3 separate regions of the Homo sapiens genome follow, and all the other regions are linked to region 1. Evidence: read pairs that join two places in POLR2A ChIA-PET (ENCODE). Cell type or tissue: OCI-LY7. All regions are shown on one strand. Links, peaks and the distances in the headings refer to the core of each region. The heading gives the core; the rest is flanking DNA.

Region 1 (8,663 bases), core at 664-8,663:
CTACCTCCAGTTCTTTTTGGAAGTAGACAGAGTATAAATTATAAATATATACATCACACATTCATACACAATGAATGTGATTATCATATCCTCTCAGCCTATGAATAACAGATAAAATATACCAGAATGCTGAGAGGGTTAATCTGAATGTATGCGTGATTTTGAGAAAGGACGAGGGAGCAGATTTAGTTAATCCAGTGAAAGTCATCGCATACAAATTTGCAAACTAAAATACTCCCTGGGCTGAGGTCATGTGTTTAATTTTAGCAAGTAGGGTGAATACGTTTGGGTAGGTATTTATACTAAGCAGTGGACTGAGCTGGAGATGGGTTTGACAGTGGAAACAGTGATACAACCTTTATTATTTTCAATGCAAAAAAAATGAACTATTAATGTGATGTTCTGGTTGAAAATTTAAACTCTCAAAAAATCTGGAAATTCAAAGTCATGGTACCCATAGCAACCATAACTCTGCCCCCTTGCATGCCCAGTGTGGAGTATTTTGTATTGCAGTACATGCTGTGAAATCTATGCCTAAATGTGCTATATAGCAGAGTTACAGTTGCTGTGGGAACTGTAACTTTGAATTGCCTGCCTTTTGTGTCATTAAACTTTCAGCTGAAGTATTGCATTAAAGGAGGTTTTTTTTCCTCTACTGCGTTTCCTCATTTAAAAAAAAATTGATTGGGCACCTTTTTTAAAAAAGGATGTAAATGATGTTAGATTCAAATAGCAGGATAATGCATTCTAGCTTCCCAGATACATGCACTGATATAGCATTAGTGAATTACCACATTTACATATTTCAACCTGCAATAACAAGTCATAAAATAATCCTCTATTTATATAGCACCTTTAATCCTGAAGGGTCCCATCACACACACAGACACACAGTAACCGAACCACTCTGGACAAGAAAACTCAATAAATATTTAACAGCGCCCAACAAAATCATACAGTGCTTTAGGACAAGCAGTAAGGAAGAAAGGCACTGTCATGCAGTGGTCAGAATACAAACCAAGGAGTGAGAATTCTCATGCTCCACTCTTACTTTTATGATGGCATGGGCTCTCCCCGTGACCTTGTCAATGATTTGACTGCCTCACAAAAACTCTGAGTATTCCTTTTTTTTTTCTATCTGTTTACCAAGGAAGTATTTCTAGGACCAAAGGCAAGAAAAGACTTCAAAAGGTCATTTGGTTGAGTTGACTACTCCCAACCAAGGGATGTATCTCCATATTCTAGAACAGGAGTCAGCAAATTTCTACTACAAAGGGCAAGACAGTTAAATATTTTAGGCTTTGAGGGCCATACGGTCTCTGTCACAACTACTCAATTCTGCTGTTTTAGCGCGAAAGCAGCCATAGACAATACATAAATGAAAAAGCATGGCTGTGTTCCAATAACATTTATTTACGGACACTGAAATTTGAATTGCATATAATTTTTATATGTCACAAAATATTATTCTTCTACTGATTTTTCTGAGCCATTTAAAAATGTAAAACATGTTCTTGGCCTGGGTGCTATAGAAAAGCAGGTGGTAGGCTGTAGTTTGCTGGCCCCTGCTCTAGAAGTCTGAATTGTATATCATGTTCAAAGATACCTATACAATGTGGTGTGCTTTCAAATCTTTAACAATTAGTTCCTCACCCCCAAAAAGGTATGTATGTTTTATTTAAATATATACAAAGATCTAGATCTAGATATATAGATCTATATATGTATATATGTAGGTCAAGTTATGCACATATATGTGTGCAATTTTATTATATATTTTGCAGATATACAGGAAGTATAGCAGAAATGTGCAAATAATAATTATACACACTCTTCATTGTGAATTCCAGATAGCTAATTTATTCTCATAGAATGCTTCTGTTCCTGTTTGCTGAACTCTGCTATCCATACCTAATCTATGGTTGCAATTAATAAATAAGTGTAGCTCTAACTTTAATGTTGATTGATATTTTCACTTATATTAAGGAGTACAATAAAAGAGAAAAAACAGAGATGTATCCCAGAACTTCCCTCTTTCATCAATGACATGAACACCTTCTTTGCTGGTATCAAATAATAGTTTTCAAAATATTTCCTCAATTGTGCTTTCACAATATGATTGGCTACAGGCTTGACACACTTTTAAGTTAAACCTAAGTCAGAGTTCTCCAGAAAAACAGAATAAGGTGTGTGTGTGTGTGTGTGTGTGTGTGTGTGTTGTGTGGAGTATGTGTAGAGAAAGAGAGAGAAAGACAGGGACAGATTAATTTATTATGAAGAATTGGCTCACATGATTGATTATGGAGGCTAAGAAGTCCCAAGATCTGTAATCACCAAGCTGGAGACCCAGGAGAGCTGATGTGTACTTCCAATCTGAGTCCAAAGGTCTGAAAACCAGGAAAACAGATGTTTCAGTTCAAATCTGAAGGCCGGAAAAGACCAATATCCCAGGTCAAGCAGACAGTCGAGAGGAGTTCCCTCTTACTCAGCCTTTTTGTTCTAGTCAGGCCTTCAACTGATTGGATGATGCCCACCCACGAGGGGGTTTACTTTGCATATCATTTGTCTGCATTACTCAGTCTAGTGATTCAAACGTTAATCTCATCCAAAAACACTCCCCCAGATATACCTAGAAAAATGTTTGACCAAATATGTGGGCACCCCATGGCCCACTCAAGTTCACACATAAAATTAATCATCACAATCTGCAGTATTAACATTGTCTTCATCACTTTCTCAAGTCCAATCAACAAAACAATGAATCAAGCTCTGATTTGTAATGTTTGCTGAATTCCACGGTATAAATACCCCACCATGGCCTATTTCAAGCTACCAATGGGATGTCAATGGATGTGAATTGGGAAGAGATGGGGAGTAGCACACCCTTATATAGTAGAGTTGGCCCTCCATATCCACAAGTTCTGCATCTGAGGATTCAACCAACTGCAGATTTAAAATATTCAGAAAGGCCAGGCATGGTGCCTCACGCCTATAACCCCAGCAATTTGGGAGGCCGAGGCAGGTGGATCACTTGAGGTCGGGAGTTTGAGACCAGCCTGACTGACATGTTGGAACCCTGCCTCTACCAAAAAAATACAAAAATTAGCCAGGTGTGGTGGCGCACGCCTGTAGTCCCAACTACTCGGGATGCTGAGGTGGGAGAACCGCTGCAACCCAGGAGGCGGAGGTTGCAATGACCAGAGATTTCACCACTACCCTCCAGCCTGAGCAACACAATGAGACTGTCTCAAAAAAATACAAATAAATAAATAAATATAAAAATAAGTGAAAAATATAAATAAGTGAAATAAGTGAAAAATAAAAATAAGTGAAAAATAAAACAATATAACAACTGTTTACATAGCATTTACATCATATTAGTTATTACAATATGATGATTTAAAGTATAAGGGGGATGTGAGTAGGTGATATTCAAATACTATGCCATCTTATATAAGGGACTTGAGCATCCACAGATTTTGGTATCTGCCAGGAGTCCTGGAACCAGTCCTCTGAGGATACTGTATTGCGGCCACAAAAATACAAAAGACATAAATAACCTCCAGAGTATAGATAACAGTTAAATATAGTAAAACAATTAGAGTGTTGAGGGTATATTACCATTGTTTTCTAATATAATTTATTTGAGAGCTTATATAATTTAATGTTCAATAGTGGATGTGTTTGACATCTGACTTGCAAAATTTCTGAAAATGTAATCATCAGCTCTAGGGAGTCTGCGGGAACTAGTGCCAGCACATCTCTAGAAGGGCGTTGTTTAAGCCCTGAGGGAAATTCATCTGGTCCCCTACTATCTTTGTTGAAAGCCCACCCAATTTTATTTTGGCCAAAGCTTATTGGAAATGAAAACAGAACCAACCTCACTGTTTTTCTTGGTATTATTTTTCTTCTGAAGTACACAGATCTCCTTATACCCTTAGTGAATTACCACGTTTACATATTTCAACCTGCAATAACAAGTCATAAAATTATCAGTCTGTGACATGGCAAAATGTAGGTGGAGGCGGTCAAGGGACTTGCCGGCACTTCCATGGGTCTGAATGACTCCCCAGCAAGGGCAGCTGCCTCTATACAGATGACCAGCCTGGATAATTCTGCCACAATAACTGAGAAATTCCGACAAAGCCAGAATTAGGGTTTGAGTCCTGCAGATAATTATAGTCATGGACATGGAGACACAGCAAATCAGAGAAGAATGATCCCCTTGACTTTCAGTCTAGTGATTTACCTACCGTACCCACTCTGCTTCTAGGTAATGAGTTACTTAATGCTTGTCAAGTAATTATAAGTTGTAAATCACCAAATACAAGGCATCATTAATGTCCGTTTGAAACTGCACAGAGAAATTTTAGTAGGCAATATATGAGTGCCCCATTGGAGCCAAGACTCCATGTCTGTACATTTTTTCTTGTCTCCTTTAAAAAAAAATCAGGTATGGCAAGATGTTTTCATAACCTCAGATGGTTGGGACCTCTGTTTTGAGTATGACCTATGATAGGTGTTCCCAGGAATTTCTTTAATACCATGCTGGGGGGAAATTTGATCAAATTATTTATTAATATGTGGATCACAAATGAGTCTGAAAGCCTGAGTCACCACTACCCTTTCCTCCAGCACCCTGCCATTTGAGATGGAATGCCGTGGCATTCTGAATAGAGGGGCAAGATTACAATTTAGCCAAACGTCATATATGTACCCCGCAGTGCAGGCAATTAAAAAAAAAAAAAGCTTAGTTATTTCTATACTAAGTAACCCATAAATGTCAAGGGCACTTGAAGGCAATGAAATTGTTAAAATTAAGGGGTGTTAGGGTGTATTTGTGATTGGGGTGAGGGAATGGGACTTGGCTTTAATTTACAAACAAATTAGAAAAAATAAACAGACTCAGCATTGCTATTGTAACTGGAAAGGCTTGAGCAAATTTAATCCAACTTCCTGCATAATATTTGATTAATCTCAGACTCGGGAGGAAAATCAAGATGAGATAGGAAGTCTCCATCTGTATCGAGGGCAGGGGAACTTGGGGCTTCCAGTGCCCACAAAGGGCATCACATGACCCTTCCCAGGGGATCACTTGCTCCGAGTTCCCTGTGTCTCTCTTGGCTCCGGCTCCAAGTTCATGAGAAATCTGTCCCCATACCCATCCTTCTGAAGCTTCCAGCCTTTACCACCTGGACCTGGGCTGGAGTCCCACCCCCACCACAGCTCTTGAGACAGGCGACGAATAGACCCAAATTTGAGATGTAGCTCAACCTTTGACCACTAGAGGTCTCCTGGAAAGCAATGACCCGTATAACCCGGTTGATCCTCCTTCAAACCAATAGACTTGTTGCACTAAGGCTTGGCGAGCCTGCTCTGCTCAAGGCCTCCTTATTAATAACGCCACCCGCCCCCGCCGCTCACGATGGCGCCAGGCATAGAGGGGGATGGGACCAGGCGGTGGCTGACCCTCAGACAGTGCTGGTTCTTTACGAATCAGTCTGCAGACTCCAGGGCTACCCCTTCGAACCCCACTTACTGACCAAGCAAGAGCAGGAGAGCGTGCCTAACTCGAGGTCCCCAGGTGGGCAGCGTGGAGCCCCACAGACTTCCAACCAGCGATGGACTGGGCAAGGGACCCACGTTCAGAATCACCTAGCATCAGGTCCGCCAACAGGCCAGAATCCACTCGCCCCTCGCTTCGTCCCCCTAATTCCTCGTCCCCATTACCCCCCTTCACCGCCTCCGTTTTGCCTCCGGATCGCAAAAGTGACCCGAGCTTTAACCAGTGGAGAGAGATCAGGGAACAATTCACTGTCCCTATTCTCATCCATGTGGTATTTTCTGGGAAAATTAGTGGCTTCTAGCTGGAAGAGGAAAGAAAAGGGGTGGGGGGGTGGATGGCTGAGGGGGAGCAAGAAAGGAAACAGCCAGGTTGAATTCCCAGTCTTTATCAAGCAATTCGCTCACCAATGAGAGAAAGCTGCAGTGGCAGATTCGAGCCACATGCGGTAGTGTGTAGCAATTAGTAGATAAAATGCTGACTAAAGTGCTAAAACATGAAGTATTATTGTAGCCAAGGTCAAAAATGCTTCAGTTGTCTTTTGCAATTTGGGGGAGGGGAGGCCCAGGGGTACGCAGAGAGGTTTGCATTTTCGAAATGGTCGCCTTCTTTCTTCAAACTGTACTTTTCCTTTTTTTTCTTTTTTTATGATCCTGTTTATTATAGTCCAAGCTGCCTAATTATGTCACTGCTGGTTTTTGCAACTAACTTAATCCTCCTGATCCTTTATGAAGCGATTCACAGACACTGAATAATGTCTACTGCTCTCCCATCCCCTTGAGGGGCAAGAATGATTTTTAATTTTTTACCGTGTAAATACACGAGATTAACTTAGAGAGTTGGATTTTTGGCTAGTAAAGCAGCAAGAATATAGGTGTGTGGGTACCGGATTCTGTGTTTCAGTACAAGAAAGAGCCCAGAAGTAGTGGGTCATATAAACATATACTACTCTCCCTCCCACCTTTTATACACAGCAAGTTCCAGCTACAAGCTTTTTTATAGATAAATAAAGCAGTTGCTTTCATGATTATAACTGTCCTGAATGGATTGTCTTCTTACAACATTCAATCTGTTTATGAGTATTTACTTTACATTAGCCCAGGGACCCTGCACTGCAGGAGTTTGCCTCTATTCCCCTGGGTGTCGGTGTCTCAAGTCTTACATCTGCTCTGTGATTGATGGAGCCTTGAATCCACGTTATTACTCTCTCACAAGCAGAAATCAAACAGGCTATTAACTACATTACTTCAAAGAACTGTTTCAATACAATCTCCTTATCTTAATTGAAACTTTCTTTGTATGGATATTTGCTACACAGATAATTTACAGGTGCCTATCAAACATCACATTAAAGAAGAGGTAAAATTGAGGGATTTTTGGGGGGGAGGGGTAAACACTATTGTGATCTGTAATTTTAAAAGGCATTCACAGTATTGGTTTGATTTATTAGATTTATTATGTTCACGGGGGGTGGGGGCAGTGCTGTAAAAAGAGGGGGAAAGATACCCCTGTGATTCGGTTTTGAAATTTAGCATTCATCTGATTACAAGGCTGCGGATATTCAAAAATATTCAGACCCAGATCCCTGCAATTGTTAACATCTCAGAAACCTTATCGGAGAGATAAGGCAGCATGCATCCTAGTTCAGTGCCTACCTTGAAGAGCTGAAGAAACAGGGTTTCTAATTAGATGAAGTTCGTTACACACTTAAAGACTTACAGCACCAAAGACAGTAGAAGTAGCTTAGATGCTGTAAAGAGCTGTATAATTTTTTAAGAAAGAGATTTAATATACAATTGAGGGATACCCTCAGGCATTCTGTTGAGGTTTCCTGCATAAATGCTGCTGCATTGGTCATACAGGAAACTGACTCAGAGTCGATCTCAAATACGATCTTGTCAAAATACTGCAACTCAAGTTTTTTTAATATAGGATTTCTTGAACTGGATGTATATATTTACGCTAACACGACAGAGACTAACAGAAGCTTTAGGCATATCTATTTTTAAAAAAGACATGTAAAATGCCCCTCAGTCAAGTCCATTCATATGTTAAAAATGAACAAAATGGGCGATTCTAATCAAACGTCTGCAGTATGCATTATAAAGTTAAAAAGAGAGAGAGAAAGCGCAGGAGAGCTATAATTTCTCTTTGTAACCCATGTTTATAAAATAGAAAGATCAGATGAAATTTCAAGAGATAATTAAAGAGTGATGTGCAAGTCATAATTTGGCTAATGTTAAAGATGGGAGACTGCGAATTGTAGTCCTCCATGGTGCAGAGTTGTGATATTACTTTAAATTATTAAAATAGTTTTCGACAGCTTTCAGAATACCGGCTCTTTGGCATGGGCTTTTATTATTTATTGTAATTAGAGGATCTGCCATTTTCTTTCGTTTATCTCTGTGTGTATAGAAACGAGATAGATTTTGCCTTTTATTACTTCCCCATATTCTGAATCAAAAATGTGGTTTAGATAATGTTAAGTGCCCTAATTCTTACTGCAGCGGACGCAGACGTTATGAAAAGGCATAAAAATACACACAGAGGGTCTTTCCACCTCAAGTCACTGAATATGAGGCATTTGTGCTCTGCCGGGTGTATTAACTTCAGCCATGTGAATATAATTTTCATTAAAGTAATCCTGTTTCAACTAGATGCTGTGACTAGAGGTGAAACGTTGCGAAAGCGTTAAAAATAGCTTACTAGTAATTTCAACATCCTGTAATTTTATCACAGATCAAGTTTCAACTGTCATACTATACAGACCTTATTCCCCATATAGTACATGTTTACTTTTTTAGCATGCCAGACCCACTTTGGAAAGATTGGTGCCAATATAATAAAAGCTGGAGGGGGGGTGTGCTGGAAGGAGTGGGAGGAGAGCGGGGAAGGGGGTGGGGGAACGTGGGGGAAGCGAGTACACCATTTTAAATCAACACTGCGAAAATGCAATCTAGCCTGGCGGAGGACCGGCAGCTGGGTCGGAGCTTGCGAGGGCTTTGCAGTCTCTGCCTGTTCCTTGTTCTGTCGCTCTTAAGTTTCTCTGTGTTTGCATAATAGCCGTGCATGCAAACCTCGCAATGCTCCAGGGCTCCAG
Region 2 (8,947 bases), core at 948-8,947, 190 kb after region 1:
ATAGCACTGTCACTGGAGATGAAGTCATTTAATAATTTGCTTATATTGAGAAAAGAAAGTAAACCCCCATAGCATTGATGCTACTGGAATTACTCAACTGACCGATCATCTCTTCTGTTAACCTTTTAGATTAATCCTACCATATGAAAGATTTATTAAAGGAGAAGAAGATAAGCCCCTGCCTCCAATCAAACCTCGGAAACAGGAGAACAGTTCACAGGAAAATGAGAACAAAACAAAAGTATCTGGAACCAAACGCATCAAACATGAAATACCTAAAAGCAAGAAAGAAAAAGAAAATGCCCCAAAGCCCCAGGATGCAGCAGAGGTGAGTTGCTTTGCTCCATAGAAATACCTCTGGAAGACATGTGCTGCCTCGAGGTCCTTCTGGAGCCCTGAATCCACAGCTGTGTCCCTGCACAGTTGGATGGCTTGATGAAGAAACCAAGAAATCTAAGCTTCACAGTTCCCCACATAGTTCCCCAGTTCCTGAAAGCCTTTCAGCTTGCTCATGAGATGAAATCCAATGCCTAGTATTGAATGAGATAGCCCAGGAATAGAATCTAGAAAGATACAAACATCCTGTAGAAAACTGATAGCAAATGCTCAGGCTTCAAGAGAAAAGGGTCCAGAGCCACACTAACATCAAAGAATTTTACTGTGAAAACATGGCTTCTTGGCCGCTCCACAGCCCGTCTATCTGAGGTGCTGGTGCGACTTTAAAACATATTTTGGGGCTGGACATGGTGGCTCGCGCCTGTAATCCTAGCACTCTGGGAGGCCAAGGCAGGTGGATTGCTTGAGCCCAGGAATTCAAGAAGAGCGTGGGCAACATGGTGAGACCCAGTCTCTACAAACAAAGCTCACACCTGTAATCCCAGCACTTTGGGAGGCTGAGGCGGGCGGATCACAAGGTCAGGAGATGGAGACCATCCTGGCTAACACGGTGAAACCCCGTCTCTACTAAAAATACAAAAAATTAGCCAGGTGTGGTGGTGGGCGCCTGTAGTCCCGGCTACTTGGGAGGCCAAGGCAGGAGAATGGCATGAACCTGGGAGGCAGAGCTTGCAGTGAGCTGAGATCACGACAGCCTGGGTGACAGAGCAAGACTCCATCTCAAAAAAAAAAAAAAAAAAAAAATATCAGGCATGGTGGTGCCCCGCTGTGGTCCCAGCTACTCAAGAGGCTGAGGTGGGAGGATAACCAGAGCCCTGGGAGGTAAAGTCTGCAGTGAGCTGTGATTATACCACTGCACTCCTGCCTGGGTGACAGAGTGAAGCCGTGTCTCAAAAAAAATGCTTTGGAGGTCCAGGAAAGGGGACCTTGGAACTGTGGTGCTGTATCCTGCAAGACTCTCCTGAAAACTTTAGAGAAGTGTTTGTCTCCCATAATTGATTTCTGTGCAACAGCCATGGGTTGAGACCAATTTAAGAAAATCTTAAGTGTGGCCGGGCGCGGTGGCTCACGCCTGTAATCCCAGCATTTTGGGAGGCCGAGGCGGTGGATCACGAGGTCAGGAGATCGAGAGCATCCTGGCTAATACGGTAAAACCCCGTCTCTACTAAAAATACAAAAAATTAGCCAGGCGTGGTGGTGGGCACCTGTAGTCCCAGCTACTCAGGAGGCTGAGGCAGGAGAATGGCGTGAACCCAGGAGGCGGAGCTTGCAGTGAGCCGAGATCAGGCCACTGCACTCCAGCCTGGGTGACAGAGAGAGACTCTATCTCAAAAAAAAAAAAAAAAAAAAGGAAAAAAGATCTTAAGTGCATATTATTTATAGGGGAATTTTGAAATGGTTCCTATGAAACCATTATTATTTTTCATATTAACAGGTAGTTTCTGCACTTTTTAAGCCCCCAACAGCCTTTTGGTAGAAGCCATTACCCCCAGCATGTAGCCAGTCATGTAGGCTGATCTGGGCTCCATTTCAACATGAATAATAAAAAACGCTGCTGCCCATTAAAAAAAAAAAAAAACTGAGCAGCCACATTTGGAGACAGCATGTTCTAGGATTCAACCCCAGAGGGAATTTTGATGCTGATATTAAATACCCCCTAAAAAATCAGGTTTATAATGAACACATAAGAGGCTCCATAATTAAACACTGGTTTAAATTGCACATGTACAACACGCACCAACCTCCCATCTAGACATCAACTTACCCAGCTGACTCTTACATAAGAAAATAGTATTGATACCAAGATTAGAAATTTGTGGGTTTTTTGTTTTTATTAGGTTTCATAATTATTTTAAGCTCTAGTAACTAAAAAGGGGGAGGAGGAAGAAGATGATGCAGATTTTTTTTTTTTTTGAGACAGAGTCTCTCTCTGTCTCCCAGGCTAGAGTGCAGTGGTGCAATCTCGGTTCATTGCAACCTCCGCCTCCCAGGTTCAAGCAATTCTCCTGCCTCAGCCTCCCGAGTAGCTAGGACTACAGGCATGCACCACCACACCCGGTTAATATTTTTGTATCTTTAGTAGAGACAGGGTTTCACCATGTTGGTCAGGCTGGTCTTGAACTCCTGACCTCAAATGATCCTCCTGCCTTGGCCTCCCAACGTGCTGAGATTACAGGTGTGAGCCACCGTCCCTGGCCAGATGATGCAGATTTCTCAACATCTGCAAGCTTGCAACATAAATGGCCAAAAGCAAGGAAATTCCAAGTGCATGCTTACATTCCATTTTTCCTTGATACTTTTGGCCTGGTGATTTATTATAGGGTTTCAGATGAGTGTGTTCTATTAGCTGCCATATGTACACAAAACACCAGGGGACAAACTGAGGACCAAGGGGACAGCTGACCGTTGAATATCTCCAATTTGGGGATTAAGTTTGAAATGGTTGGTTTGTGAATGGTAGGAGGAATCTTTAGCCTATGCACTGAGCCTGTCAGCTTGGATGATGACCATGCCCAAGAGTGGAGCCTTACTCCCTGGAGTCCATAGAAACCCTGAAAGCTGTTAGGCTTTGTGTTTCCTGTAGGCTGCAACTGTTCCCTTCAGGGAGCTGTAAGTGTCTCAGGTTTTGAAAGTTGTCATGATGAGGTTATCTAAACCTCATGGAATCTTCCACCCTCTCCAAGGTTGACCTTATAATACGAATCACTTCTCACCTCCAACATAGAACCATGTTATTAGCCAGGTGTATTTTTTCTCATTAACTCTATTTGGGGTTTTTGGTTTGGATTTTATTGTTTTCATCGCTTTTAGTTTTTGGTGTTTTCAATATGAAGCGGTGAACTCAATGGAGATACAAAGGGTGAGAAATTCCCTCTAGTTGAATCCACTATATTCAAGTAATGGGATTGCAAGTTGCATGGTGGGAAGCTAACATTTAACATACTAAGCAGATCATAAAATGTCTTACTAGAAAAAAAGTCCTTTACTTTTTTCTGCCTAGCTTTCAAAGACTTCCTAAACCTGTTTTACAACCCGAAGCATGGGACTCTGATATAACTGCAGTTCTACATCATAGAAACTTCAATGAGACTGAGTATCCCTCATTGCCCTGCGTCAAACTATAGCCCCATAAGAAACTAACAATTAGATGCAATTTGCCTTTTTCCCTTGCCATACTCATTTGTCTTTATTTTTGTGTCATGTATAAGCTCAAGAGACCAATGTGATGATTATTAATGTAGAAGAAGTAATGATATTTGTACTGGAAAAGGCAGCTACTAGTACAAAAAATAAAAAGAAATAATGATGATAAGCAAAGTCTCTTAGGTATAACATGTCCCTAAAATTCAGGGTTTTTTTTTTAAAGGGATTTAAGGAAAAATACCTGTGAAATAGGTGTGATTTCTTAAAACTTTTGTTCCCACGTATTCCTAAACCAGCATCCTCAATCTTACCCAAAGATGCTAATTGGCAGACCCACCCTTCCTTCCTTCCTGCCTGCCTGCCTTCCTTCCTTCCTTTCTTCCTTCCTTCCTTCCCTCCCTCCTTCCTTCTTTTTCTTTTTTTTTTTTTTTTTTGTGAAAGTTACACTCTTGTTGCCCAAGCTATAGTGCAATGGCATGATCTCGGCTCACCGCATCCTCCACCTCTGGGGTTCAAGCGATTCTCCTGCCTCAGCCTCCTGAGTAGCTGGGATTACAGGCACCCACCACCACACCTGGCTAATTTTTGTTTTTTTACTAGAGATGAGGTTTTGCCATGTTGACCAGGCTGGTCTTGAACTCCTGACCTCAGGTGATCTGCCTGCCTCGGCCTCCCTAAGTGCTGAGATTACAGGCACATCTTTTCTTAACAGAGAAGAACAAAGTTCAAGGGATGAGATGGAAAAAGGAGGGGAAGAATACCAGCTCAGTACAACTGTTTTGTGACTGCTCTGCTAAGACATGTCAGGGCAGAATGACAGCAGTTTTGAAAGGGCTTGTCAGTCAGCTGGGTCATAGATGGAAAGTTAAAATGACCTCCTAAGGTCAAAGTTTATATGGCTGCATAATGCAGTAAATGAGTCGAATTGGTACCCACAACTTCTGTCAGTAGGGTCACATAAGGAGTGTGTCTGTCTCATTGACTATAATTTATTTCATTCAACAGCAAAGCTATATTTGCGGTGGCACTGACTGTCTGAATTTTGACAACTTCATTTTGGGCTTTAATAGAAATGTAGTTTGCTGCAACCTAGAAGGACTTAGTCTCCTCTGTCCCTCTGGTAGACAGGCTGCCAAGAAATCTTCATACTTTGTCAATATTTTAGCATTATCTGCATATCATCTGGCCCTGAGTAGAAATTATTAACACTTATGCATTGCTAATCTTCAGTGCATCATATTGAATACATTGGGAAGGGATTTGCCCTGTTAAGGAAAGCAGGGAGTTGCAATAGGTTTGTTGTTTGTCGTTAACATGGGGTTGGTTGGATTTTTGAAAGAGAAATGCTTTAAAAAAATCTTTCTCAGGAGTATCATAAAACACAACATGTAATTTAAAACCCATTTGGATAATTGACTGATTTGACAAGAAGACAACCTTAGAATTAAACTATATATTAGAATCAAGGAGTGATATGATTGTATACCATCAGTACATAATACTTTGCTATTTTGATAGGTATCTCATAAGGGACTGAAGCGAATATGCATATTTCCCCTAATGTTTCTGTAATTTAGATTTCTTTGTTTAGAGCCATGATTGGGGAGTAATAAAGCTTTACAGAAACTTCACGAGCTGATTGACAAGCCTGTTTTCAAGTAAAACTGCTGTGTGGAATATTTTATTTCATAGCAAAACATGTCTGTGTATTTGGTTTTCTTCTGACTGTCTTTTGAAATATGTTACCAGGTTTCATCAGAGCAAGAAAAAGAACAAGAGACTTTAATAAGCCAGAAAAGCATCCCTGAGCCTCTCCCAGCAGCAGACATGAAGAAAAAAATAGAAGGGTATCAGGAATTTTCAGCGAAGCCCCTGGCATCCAGAGTAGACCCAGAGAAGGACAACGAAACAGACCAAGGTTCCAACAGTGAGAAGGTGGCAGAGGAGGCGGGAGAGAAGGGGCCCACACCTCCACTCCCAAGTGCTCCTCTGGCCCCAGAAAAAGATTCAGCCTTGGTCCCTGGGGCCAGCAAACAGCCACTCACCTCTCCTAGTGCCCTGGTGGACTCAAAACAAGAATCCAAACTGTGCTGTTTTACAGAGAGCCCTGAAAGTGAACCCCAAGAAGCATCCTTCCCCAGCTTCCCCACCACACAGCCACCGCTGGCAAACCAGAATGAGACGGAGGATGACAAACTGCCCGCCATGGCAGATTACATTGCCAACTGCACCGTGAAGGTGGACCAGCTGGGCAGTGACGACATCCACAATGCGCTCAAGCAGACCCCAAAGGTCCTTGTGGTCCAGTCGTTTGACATGTTCAAAGACAAAGACCTGACTGGGCCCATGAACGAGAACCATGGACTTAATTACACGCCCCTGCTCTACTCTAGGGGCAACCCAGGCATCATGTCCCCACTGGCCAAGAAAAAGCTTTTGTCCCAAGTGAGTGGGGCCAGCCTCTCCAGCAGCTACCCTTATGGCTCCCCACCCCCTTTGATCAGCAAAAAGAAACTGATTGCTAGGGATGACTTGTGTTCCAGTTTGTCCCAGACCCACCATGGCCAAAGCACTGACCATATGGCGGTCAGCCGGCCATCAGTGATTCAGCACGTCCAGAGTTTCAGAAGCAAGCCCTCGGAAGAGAGAAAGACCATCAATGACATCTTTAAGCATGAGAAACTGAGTCGATCAGATCCCCACCGCTGCAGCTTCTCCAAGCATCACCTTAACCCCCTTGCTGACTCCTACGTCCTGAAGCAAGAAATTCAGGAGGGCAAGGATAAACTCTTAGAGAAAAGGGCCCTCCCCCATTCCCACATGCCTAGCTTCCTGGCTGACTTCTACTCGTCCCCTCATCTCCATAGCCTCTACAGACACACCGAGCACCATCTTCATAATGAACAGACATCCAAATACCCTTCCAGGGACATGTACAGGGAATCGGAAAACAGTTCTTTTCCTTCCCACAGACACCAAGAAAAGCTCCATGTAAATTATCTCACGTCCCTGCACCTGCAAGACAAAAAGTCGGCGGCAGCAGAAGCCCCTACGGATGATCAGCCTACAGATCTGAGCCTTCCCAAGAACCCGCACAAACCTACCGGCAAGGTCCTGGGCCTGGCTCATTCCACCACAGGGCCCCAGGAGAGCAAAGGCATCTCCCAGTTCCAGGTCTTAGGCAGCCAGAGTCGAGACTGTCACCCCAAAGCCTGTCGGGTATCACCCATGACCATGTCAGGCCCTAAAAAATACCCTGAATCGCTTTCAAGATCAGGAAAACCTCACCATGTGAGACTGGAGAATTTCAGGAAGATGGAAGGCATGGTCCACCCAATCCTGCACCGGAAAATGAGCCCGCAGAACATTGGGGCGGCGCGGCCGATCAAGCGCAGCCTGGAGGATTTGGACCTTGTGATTGCAGGGAAAAAGGCCCGGGCAGTGTCTCCCTTAGACCCATCCAAGGAGGTCTCTGGGAAGGAGAAGGCCTCTGAGCAGGAGAGTGAAGGCAGCAAAGCAGCGCACGGTGGGCATTCCGGGGGCGGATCAGAAGGCCACAAGCTTCCCCTCTCCTCCCCTATCTTCCCAGGTCTGTATTCCGGGAGCCTGTGTAACTCGGGCCTCAACTCCAGGCTCCCGGCTGGGTATTCTCATTCTCTGCAGTACTTGAAAAACCAGACTGTGCTTTCTCCACTCATGCAGCCCCTGGCTTTCCACTCGCTTGTGATGCAAAGAGGAATTTTTACATCACCGACAAATTCTCAGCAGCTGTACAGACACTTGGCTGCGGCTACACCTGTAGGAAGTTCATATGGGGACCTTTTGCATAACAGCATTTACCCTTTAGCTGCTATAAATCCTCAAGCTGCCTTTCCATCTTCCCAGCTGTCATCCGTGCACCCCAGTACAAAACTGTAGGCTCAGCTCTGCCCAGCAGTCCAAAGCGGCATGGCCAACAGAGCTTCACTCCTTACCCAGGAGTGCTGGCTTATAGAGTTAGAAGTCAGTATTTCTTCTAATCTGAGGCTATGATCAGTCCCAGCTGTAGGGGCCCAGAGGGGAGGTGAACATGCCTGATTTTTGTGGGACAACTCTAGCCCACAAACTGACTGGCTGGTGAGTCTTGACTCCCTTCCAACACAGATGCCCAGGCACCTCCAGATCATTCACTTCGCACGTGGGCCTTGTGAAGGGATTTGTGAATATCCAGGAAGAACTTAGAGGACCCCATCTGAGTTCGGATGGTCAGGAAACAATCTGGGCAAAAAAGAGGCAGGCATTTCAAAGGAAGGGGCAAGGAAGACTGGCAAACAGATGGCAAGGGATGCCCCTCTTTTTCATAAAACTCTCCAAGGTTCAATCAATGCAATGTATAGTGAAACTTCAATAGATCTTTCATTTTGACACTATTAAACAATCCAGAGAAGTAAACACTGTTAAATTGACTGTATATATTTGCTTCTTAAAACTACCTGTATCACTGTTTGCTCACCTAATTTATATACAGGTAGTTCCATTTTCTCCCAGTTCCTTCTCGTCTTTTTTTTTTTTTTTTTTTTTTTTTTTATTAAATGGTATTGCTTTTGTTTGCAGGTCTTTTTGTTTTTGTTTTGTTTTTGAGGCTGACTGACTGTCCTAGTTGTTGTGTGTTTGTAATTTTTCCACATCTTATTTTGAGCAGCTTTGGGTGGTAAAGTTATTGTTTACAAATTGAAGCAACTGATTCTAGTGGAACAAATGAAAAAGAAACAGTCAAGCACACAATAGTGCAAAGAACGTTCCTTTGTAGATCCGCAACTTAAGGATTTTGTTCCTCATAAATGGCATAGTTGAAAGAGCTTATACACTGCTTACCCAGCCAAATGCTTTGCTTTGAAGTATTGGGTTCTGTGAAAATATTGAGCATTGTACTTACCTTATCTAGGCTGTGAAACTGTCCTACATACCAGAGAATCATAAAAACAAAAACCTCACTGGCAGCAAGCTGCCGAATAACAACAGAGTCTAGAGGACATATTTGTGGGCTGCACAGATATTTTAGGAATTTCAGAAATTAGAACAGGAGCCAAAATGATTTACATTGGCGTTGGCACTGATTCCTTTAAATGGTCTGGGAAAGGGGGTTGGGAAGAGGATGGAGCTCAACTGGCCAGAAGAGGAGCAGCTGCAGTCCTGATAGCTTCTCTAGCCTCGGTCTTTTGAGTGATAAGTAGTCATGTTGTTTTCATCCAGTTGGTTTCTTGTCATTCCCAAGAAGAATCTCCCAGGCCACATCTTTGGGGATAACTGACATACTGGATTAGCCTTTTCAAAAGAAAAGTCATCCTATTTGGTTTTATGGGGTGTGAGTTTTGTGTGTACACACACAGAAACATGTAAGGTGGTTTGGGTCATGTTTTTAACCACC
Region 3 (8,000 bases), core at 1-8,000, 140 kb before region 1:
GATTGTATAATTAGATTAAGCCAATTAATGCTGTGGCTTGGTTTTGCAATGTTCCTTTATTATTTGAATGCTTTTAGCCCTGGTTTCTTGTTTCTAGCAGAATTTCCCAACAGTAGCTCATTGTCCTTGCTTGGTTTTGATTACTTAAACAATGTTAGCTTTGCCAGAGTCGATTGATACTTCGATCTGCTGAAGTGATATGTTGCAGAATGTGCTGTTTTCTGATTTTCTTATCTAAATATTAGTTGCCTAATGTACAGAGTTAATTTATAAATACTGGGAAGTTCCCTGAATCAAGTAAATTAACATACTGGGCCAGATTCACCAGCTTCCTTAGCAAACCCTCACATCAAGGCTGTCTTCATGCAAGTGTGAAAACCAGAACGACCCTTCAAAAGTTTTCCTGGCCAGAATAACTCTCTCATCAGATAATAGGCTATACTCATCCTAATATTCCAGTTTTATCACCACAATCAATTCATTCTACATAACTTCACCTAGCATGGACACTTTTTGGAAGACCATTAGCATAGGATGAATATGGAAAAGCCAAGGAGCAGGACTGGACACCCAGATGAGGAGCAGCCTGATGTATAGGTTGTATTGGGGAGGTGAAGAGCAGGGAGATACGGGGGAAAAAAAAAACCCTAAAATTTGGCACTATTAATTAAGAGACTATATAACAGGGGAAAATAGCAATAGATAGTGACTTACTGACCATATAAAACTACAATTATTTCCTACATTTAATTCTTTAGTAAATATTTATTATTTTCCCACTATTTCTTAGCTACCTGCCAGGCAGTGAAGTTGGGAACAAAACAGACCAAGTCCTTACCCTCAGAGAGTTTTGTTTAGCATTGTTGTAGACATAAATATGTCACATGGAAATTTAAAAAACAAAAAGCCTCACACTTTTAAGCTTTTTCTACATGCCAGGCACTGTGTGAGTACCTTCCACATACTGATTTAGTCCTCTGAAGAAAACACGCAGTGGGTGACCACTGTTATGGCCGTTTTCTAGACAAGGAAACTGTGACCCTTGCTGCAGAACTGTGAATGAATGTGAATCCTCAGAGAGCTGCAGTTATGCCTTTGACTAGTGACAATGACAGTGTTTTGACCTAGCAGATGATACAGCTTTTTTGGTGTTAGAGTTTTAAAATAGTATTTGTGCAGTAAGATCGCATTCTCTGTTTCCCACTCAAAAAAATAAATTATTCAAACCACGAAAATAGGTGCCTAAAATCCACAGGGCAGAAGCAGCACTCTAGGCCCTGTGGGACCACTGTTGAGAAAAAGCCAATGCACCCCTGGGCCTCTGTTAGAAGAGTAACTTGGTACAGCTGTATAATTCCTTTTATGAAATGGATGGGTCTGATCAGGAATCAGAGCCTCGGGATGGACAATGAGACTCATCCACAACAGAACTAATATCTTATTCACCCAGGTTTGACTTTAAAATTATATCAGCCATGAAAATTATTTCACTGCCTTCTGTGGTGAACAATCGGGCTATATTTAATTTTAATCATTAATATGTAAAAATAATAAAAGCCACCAAAATAGTCTATAGTCAATTTTCTGATAAAAGTAAATTTATTTTTTCCCCATTTGTGATTTAAATGGCCTCCAGAAAGTTTTTTGCAAGTAAGTGTTAATTAAAAATATGGAAATGGATTTAAAGCACATTACAGTGCACAGTGGAAGAATAATCACAGGAGCTTTGGTCACACGACCATCCTCATTCCTCTATGTATTTTTTAACTGTCTAGGTTATTGGTTGTTTTTCTGCATGCCTGTTCCTAGAGAAAACTGTGATTCCAATGAAAACAGTGGCCAAAAGCAAACTGATGCCCCTACGCTTTCCTGTTTACACAAATGAAATAAGCGTGTTCTCAGATTTCTTTATGCACGCAATGCTTTTTATATCTTGCCATCTTTAAAAACTATTCAACCTTTCATTCTTGACTTTCATTGACTTATTTTGGAACAATGCACTGTAGTTAGTGCCAACACTATGTAGAGCCAGTGAACAAATTCTCTTTCTGAATTTATCAGAGAATGCCTGCTTTCACAACTCTAGTATACACATGTCATTTTACTTTTCTGAACCTGTATTTCCTCACATATAAACTAGAGATAAACATTTTTTGGAATCCATAATGAACTACTAGGGTTCCCCTTCCCCCTAAAGTTAGGTGCGTGGGTTTCAGAGTCAGATAGATCCGGGTTCTATTTCTGATAGAATTCTCCATTTTCTAGTTGTGGGGCATTGGCTGAGTTATTTAACCTCTTTAAGCTTTTGGCTCTTTCTCAAAACATGAAGTCAATAAAACCTTTCCTCCCAATGCAGTATGATTTGAAGGACCTACTATTTATAACGTGCTTTCTAACTAGCCCAATGCCAAACACAGAGTAAGTTCTCAATAAATGAGAGCTGCTTTTTTTTTTTTTCATCATCACAGTTTATATTCCCAAATGGTGGCCAGCACTGACCTTAGGGCCTCCCCATTGAACAACTCCAGTGGGTACCTTTCACATTGTATTGTGAGTGGGGGACCAGAGGAGGCTCACGGAAAGCAATGTGAATCATGGCCCCTAGAGTCAGGCAACTTATCAGCCCTCCTAGAAATTTGCTTCATGATGTTACTTTCATTAGGAGCTAGGTGAGGGGTATGGTATCTCTGAGGAACTCTTTATGGCTTTAAACTACACTGTGTCTAAAAAACAGTTTAATGATAAGTCAGTTAAAAATAACTACTGGGCCAGGGGTGCAGTGGCTCATGCCTGTCATCCCAGCACTTTGGAGGCCGAGGCAGGTGGATCACCTGAGGTCAGGAGTTCAAGACCAGCCTGGCCAACATGGTGAAGCACTGTCTCTACTAAAAATACAAAAATTAGCCTAGCGTGGTGGCGGGTACCTGTAATCCCAGCTACTTGGGAGGCTGAGGCAGGAGAATTGCTTGAACCTGGGAGGCGGAGTTTGCAGTGAGCCGAGATCGTGCCACTGGACTCCAGCCTGGGCAACAGAGCAAGACTGTGTCTCCAAAAACTAATAGTAACTATCAATGAAGTCAAATCAGTGAGAATCTGTCTGGTTGTTTGGCATTCTGCTAATCAAACAAATACTCTAGGGCTCCATTGATATGAAATACAGATAGTTGCACTGATGCAACAATACAATGACTAGGTTTGCTTCTCCAAGTGTTACCGTTTTTCAAGAAAAATATTTAAACTGACTTGTAGCTGGTCTAACAAACTAGGCAGCCCTGAAGATTTTTAGATGAATGGATAGATACTCTGATGAAATACTCAACATCCAATGAATGCCCCCCGTGTATAAAGGCCTGAGCTAGGGGTCCTTAAGATGAATATGACGTGCCCCACGTCCTCGAGTTGTTTCCACACAATGGCGAGAAATCACTCTACCTGGCTGTCACTCAAGGCCAATGTGACAAATACTATGAAGTTGAATAAGCAAGATACTCTGCGAGCACAAGGGCGATGACGAGAAACTTCACAGAGTTGATTGAGCTGGGTGGAAAGTCCAGGTGGATGAGATGGCCTGGCAGGATGCAGGGAAAAGCTCCCCCAGCAGAGGGAGCAGCACAGGCAATACAGGGCTGAGACCACAGCTTCCTCCACCCCTTGCTTTGCTTCGCTCTGCTTTGCTTTGCCTTGCTCTTTTTTTTTTTTTTTTTTTTTTTCATATAACAATTATGGAGCACCCACTCTGCTGCAAGCACTGGGCAAGCAGGGAAAGAGTGAGTGGTCTAGTACAGCTGGAGCTCGAGATCTGTGAAGGCAAGAACATGGAGTTGAATCCTTCAAAAAATAGAAGGGCACAGGTGGGACAGGCATCAGCAGGTGCCCCCAATGAGTTTTATGGCTGACTTAATGTTAGGGACAAGGGAGAGGGAATAACTGAAGACAGCTGCAAGGCTTTGAGTCCAGTAACTGAGAAGCTGGTGATGCCACCAAACGATAAAGGAATTGGAGGAGGAGCAGGTTTGGGGAAGGTAATTAAGGAAAAATAAATGGACAAGCTTCAGCCTGTCAATGATTCCAGTAAGCACTAAATGTGTACTCCAAATATTCTTCTACATCGTGACTGAAAAATACTGAATCTGGGGATCTACACAGGCAAGCAACTTTGAGTTTTGTATAAATAGAGAAAAAGCCACTTGAAATTTAGTAACATAAGATACAACATCTGTAGCTGGACTAGAGACGACCTAGTCCAACTCCCTAATTTTACAAACAAAGAAACCACATCTCAGACCTACTCTCAACTGAGCAGCAGAGCCAATCCAGAACTCTGACTACACATTTAAGGGGAAAAAAATCTACATTTTTAGAACATTCAAATCTGGAATCAAGATACCACCTAGATTTTTCAGAGCTGCTGCTATTTCAGTTTGTTTATTTTTAACTAAACTAGTATGATTCGCAGACTGTAGGTGAAAGGTCTCTTTTGAGAACATGTATTGCTATGTACACCGTTGTCCACAAAATCAGTTTTGTAGTTAATTTCTAAGATTTCAGATTTCAAGAAAAGCCAGGGAAACTTAGAGTACCTAGACCCATTCTGTATAAGGGAAGACATGCTTCTTTAGGTCATTGAAATAATGACATCTGCCATATATGGAATAAAAGGCTGCCTTGCCTAGGAGGAAGGGCTTGGGTGCTCACTGAAAGTGTCCTGTTTCTAGAATGCCAAGCACATATGACTAATTGGCAGTAGTTTCCTCCAAAGCAAGAAAATCCTGCCTGCTGACCAGAGAAAAGTGCCTAATACGGTTAAAGAATCACTAAGTGAGACTTTTTTATAAAAAAGGAAAAAAAAAAAAGGGTAGGGGCTAGGGAGAGCTAAGCAGAGAGGGAAATATTTATAACTGTAACAACATGTTTCCTGGTAATAATTTATGAGCCTACTGGAGAAAAGGGAAACACACAAACTATGAATAAAATATCTAAACGTAAACATCATGCTTTCTGCAAATTTCTTTAGTTAAAAATTAAGGCTGAGGTTGACTAAAGTAAATGACTGCATTTTCGTGGTCTCTTATTTCCTTGATGCTAAGGGTTACCAACTGATTTACAACTTCCTGTGTTGTTTTTTAAATCTATATTTGTCAGCACATTTTTAATGTCAGATTACTTAAAATAGACATCTTGGCTCTAAGAGGTCAGAAATAATAATATTAGGTTGACTTCTCTAAAGATTTCATAGCACTTTACAAGTATTCTAATTTAGCACCAAAGCTTTTTATTTCTAAACGAATATGGTTTTAAGAAGCTTAGCCCCCACTTTCAGTTGTGGACTTCGGGACTGAAGTGCAGTTCAATCAGTATGCTTTGAAGTTAAGTAAATTACATGATAGCTTTATCTAAATAGTTTCAGCCTCCTCCTATTCAGGTAGTTTCAACTGTCAACAGGAAGTGCATGAAAAAAGAAAGACTCGAACCAAGGACCTAGAGTTCTTCCATTGTAGTTTCTTTCTGTTCTAACCATTATAATTTATTATCTCATATGATTTCTGCAAATTATCGGTACTTATTCAAAAAGAGTATTCTCTAATATGAGAGTCATGAAATAGCTTCATCTTCATATAAGCTGTCATAATATGTAATGAAAATGCAATGTCCATAAAATAAAATTTTTAAATATTAAACACCTCAATTTTAAATAGAACGCTCTAGAAGAAACTAACCAAAAATCTATGATTAGAATTGTTTGAAATATTTTATACTGAGTTCAAGGGTATGCCTTGAACCTAGTAAGCTAAACAAATATACTCTGAGTGGCTTGTAAAAAATATTTTGAAAAGCATTCAATTTTTTTAACTATTTATAATGGAACCATACTTTTCCATCTCTCACCCTGAGGAAGTTGCAAGGTAAGGTCAATCTAAGAATCAAAAGTACAATGCTGAATTTAGTAGTTGAAGAGCTCCGGTATTTCATTTTCACAAGAGAGACGTGTTGAAAGTTTGCCCTGTAAGCCCTGACTCTTTACTTTTGACAAAATTTGTTAAGGGAATCTTTTAAAAATGAATGTAATCAGGGCAACCACAGGCCATATTTGAAACTGGAAAACAAAAGATAAAGAGAGTGATAAATTGGGTGGGGGAAGGGGAGAGGCAGATTTTCTAATTGGAAAGTTAGGTGTAAACACTCTCCTTTTCTAAATAGGTGGCTTGCCCTAATCCTGATCATGCTACATATCTACCTCATTATGTCATTCTATCTAGGTCTCAAAAGAGAAGTTGTTTGGGACCAAGGAACTCTTCAAATAACGTGGTATTGAATATATGTTTGATACTTTAAAGACTGTCACTATATGGAAACAGAGTGATAGCATGTCCTCATTAACAAATTCTTCCCAGTTAATTGGGCTGCTTGAGCAGTGTTAACAATTACATATAAAAATAGCATGGACCAGCATCCTCAATATGGCTATTCTAGTCTGTCTTTCAATGATGGCATTAGAAAGATGATCCTTTCAATAATAACAGTAATTATAAGTAATAATAGTAATACACCTTGAGGTTTAATAATACTTTCCCTTTGAAGAACTCCCAGCATTTTCATCCACATTATCTAGTTTGTGCTTGAAACAATTCGATGAAGTAGCCAGGTAGCAATTATCATTATCCTCCTTTTACAGATAAATAAACTGAGGCCTAGGGATTTTCTTAGCATCCCACAGTTAGGAATAGAGCCAAGTCTAAAGCCTATAATTCAGTGATCTATCTTCCAGATTATTGCATCTTTAGAAAATATCTGGGTATCTGAAGGACTGCTCTATCCCTCAGGAAATGTTTGCACCACGGCCAGATCAAAACATCTTTTCCTTTTAAATTGCATTTACACTACAAGAAGGTGCTCCTTTTCTGATTCATTAGAGAGGATTTTATTGTCTGAGGTCATTAAAATAGGAATACTCAGATTTCTTTCCAAATTGTAGTATTGGCCTTAAGCAGGAGTACACTTAAAAAGTCAAAAGATATCTAAAATACTCTGGAATCAGTTACTTTAATCATCTAACTTTTTAAAAAATGATTATTTGAAGCCCAAGCGAAACAAGATCAAATCAAGAGATAAATAAAAATGGGCACAAGGTGTTAACTGGAGTGTCCTAGCCAGATTGCAAATTGGTTTACTGTGGCCTGCCAACTTAAATTTCTCCTTGCAGCTTCAGCTGGAATGGGTAATCTTCATTTCCTGTCCTAACTTGTTGTACTGTGTTACCGTTCACTGTTTAGGTGATTAGCATGTGTGGATCTAATGGTCTCGAAGCTCTATTAAGTTATAAATGTTCAAACTACCAGTATGCTGTGGATAAAAATAGAACTTGCTATTAGATGTCTATTCATACTCTGCAGAAGCCTGGCAACATTTTGAACCTTTTCAAAATGTAAATACTGCATATTAAGCATAGGAAAGAAAATTAATGTGCTGCATTTGCAAATTTATTTCCAAGTCAAAAATGCAAAGGAGGAGGAGGACTCTTGTTAGCAGAATTGATATTCTACATTTACAGAGTATATTAAGAAGTTTGTAATGGCCCTATCACAAAAGAAAAATACTTTAAAAATGGATTAATTAGTTTCTCTGATAATGTTGGCTTTTGAATTTCCTCTTTTCATTTAAAATTTATGGCCTCAGTATGACATTACTAGAGTTTATTGCATTTTGCAGGTGGCATTCATATGTTGCTACTTTATGTGCCATATATTGTGGGCAATGGGTTGCAAGTTTTTGTTAAAAATTTCCAGAGCCACACAAGTACTTCTTAATTAGACTTGCAAATGAGTAATGCCTTTCTTCAAGGGGGGGAAAATAGTTAAAACATTACAGGAATTTCTGTGCCTTTTTTCCCTTAGTTAATAGTCAGGAAAGTTTGCAATCAAGTTTACTTCTTGAAACTTTGACATTTTATACTAAGTTCTGATTTACATATGAAGTCATCATCTGACAATTCCAAACAAATG

Evidence for each region. Peaks named below come from ENCODE experiments on the same cell type or tissue, not always from the same donor. Only the 100,000 strongest peaks of a DNase experiment are listed, where the experiment ranks them.
Region 2: POLR2A ChIA-PET joins it to region 1 with 10 read pairs; 9 of 35 experiments call an interaction of 5 or more read pairs at or near these places.
Region 3: POLR2A ChIA-PET joins it to region 1 with 13 read pairs; 14 of 35 experiments call an interaction of 5 or more read pairs at or near these places.

What each region holds. Positions count from the first base shown.
Region 1 is chr10:61,891,842-61,900,504 of GRCh38, forward strand. No RefSeq gene overlaps it. Among named protein-coding and RNA genes, the nearest start is that of ARID5B, 5.5 kb to the right of the region's middle. RefSeq lists an enhancer at 4,997-5,166 and a silencer at 8,380-8,549. In OCI-LY7, for the core only: CTCF peaks have their summits at 5,264 (motif pointing right) and 6,058; DNase peaks (open chromatin) are centred at 5,310, 6,000, 6,720, 8,570 and 2 weaker places; H3K4me3 peaks cover 3,979 bases; H3K27ac peaks cover 3,737 bases.
Region 2 is chr10:62,085,573-62,094,519 of GRCh38, forward strand. It overlaps ARID5B (AT-rich interaction domain 5B), which reads left to right. Exons shown (of 10, transcript NM_032199.3): 9 at 130-328; 10 at 5,290-8,947. The coding sequence ends at 7,458. Among named protein-coding and RNA genes, the nearest start is that of LINC02621, 170 kb to the right of the region's middle. In OCI-LY7, for the core only: no CTCF peak of the experiment used is centred there; no DNase peak of the experiment used is centred there.
Region 3 is chr10:61,747,527-61,755,526 of GRCh38, forward strand. All of the region lies in intron 5 of CABCOCO1 (ciliary associated calcium binding coiled-coil 1), which reads left to right. Among named protein-coding and RNA genes, the nearest start is that of CABCOCO1, 89 kb to the left of the region's middle. In OCI-LY7, for the core only: CTCF peaks have their summits at 3,582 (motif pointing right) and 3,782; a DNase peak (open chromatin) is centred at 3,625.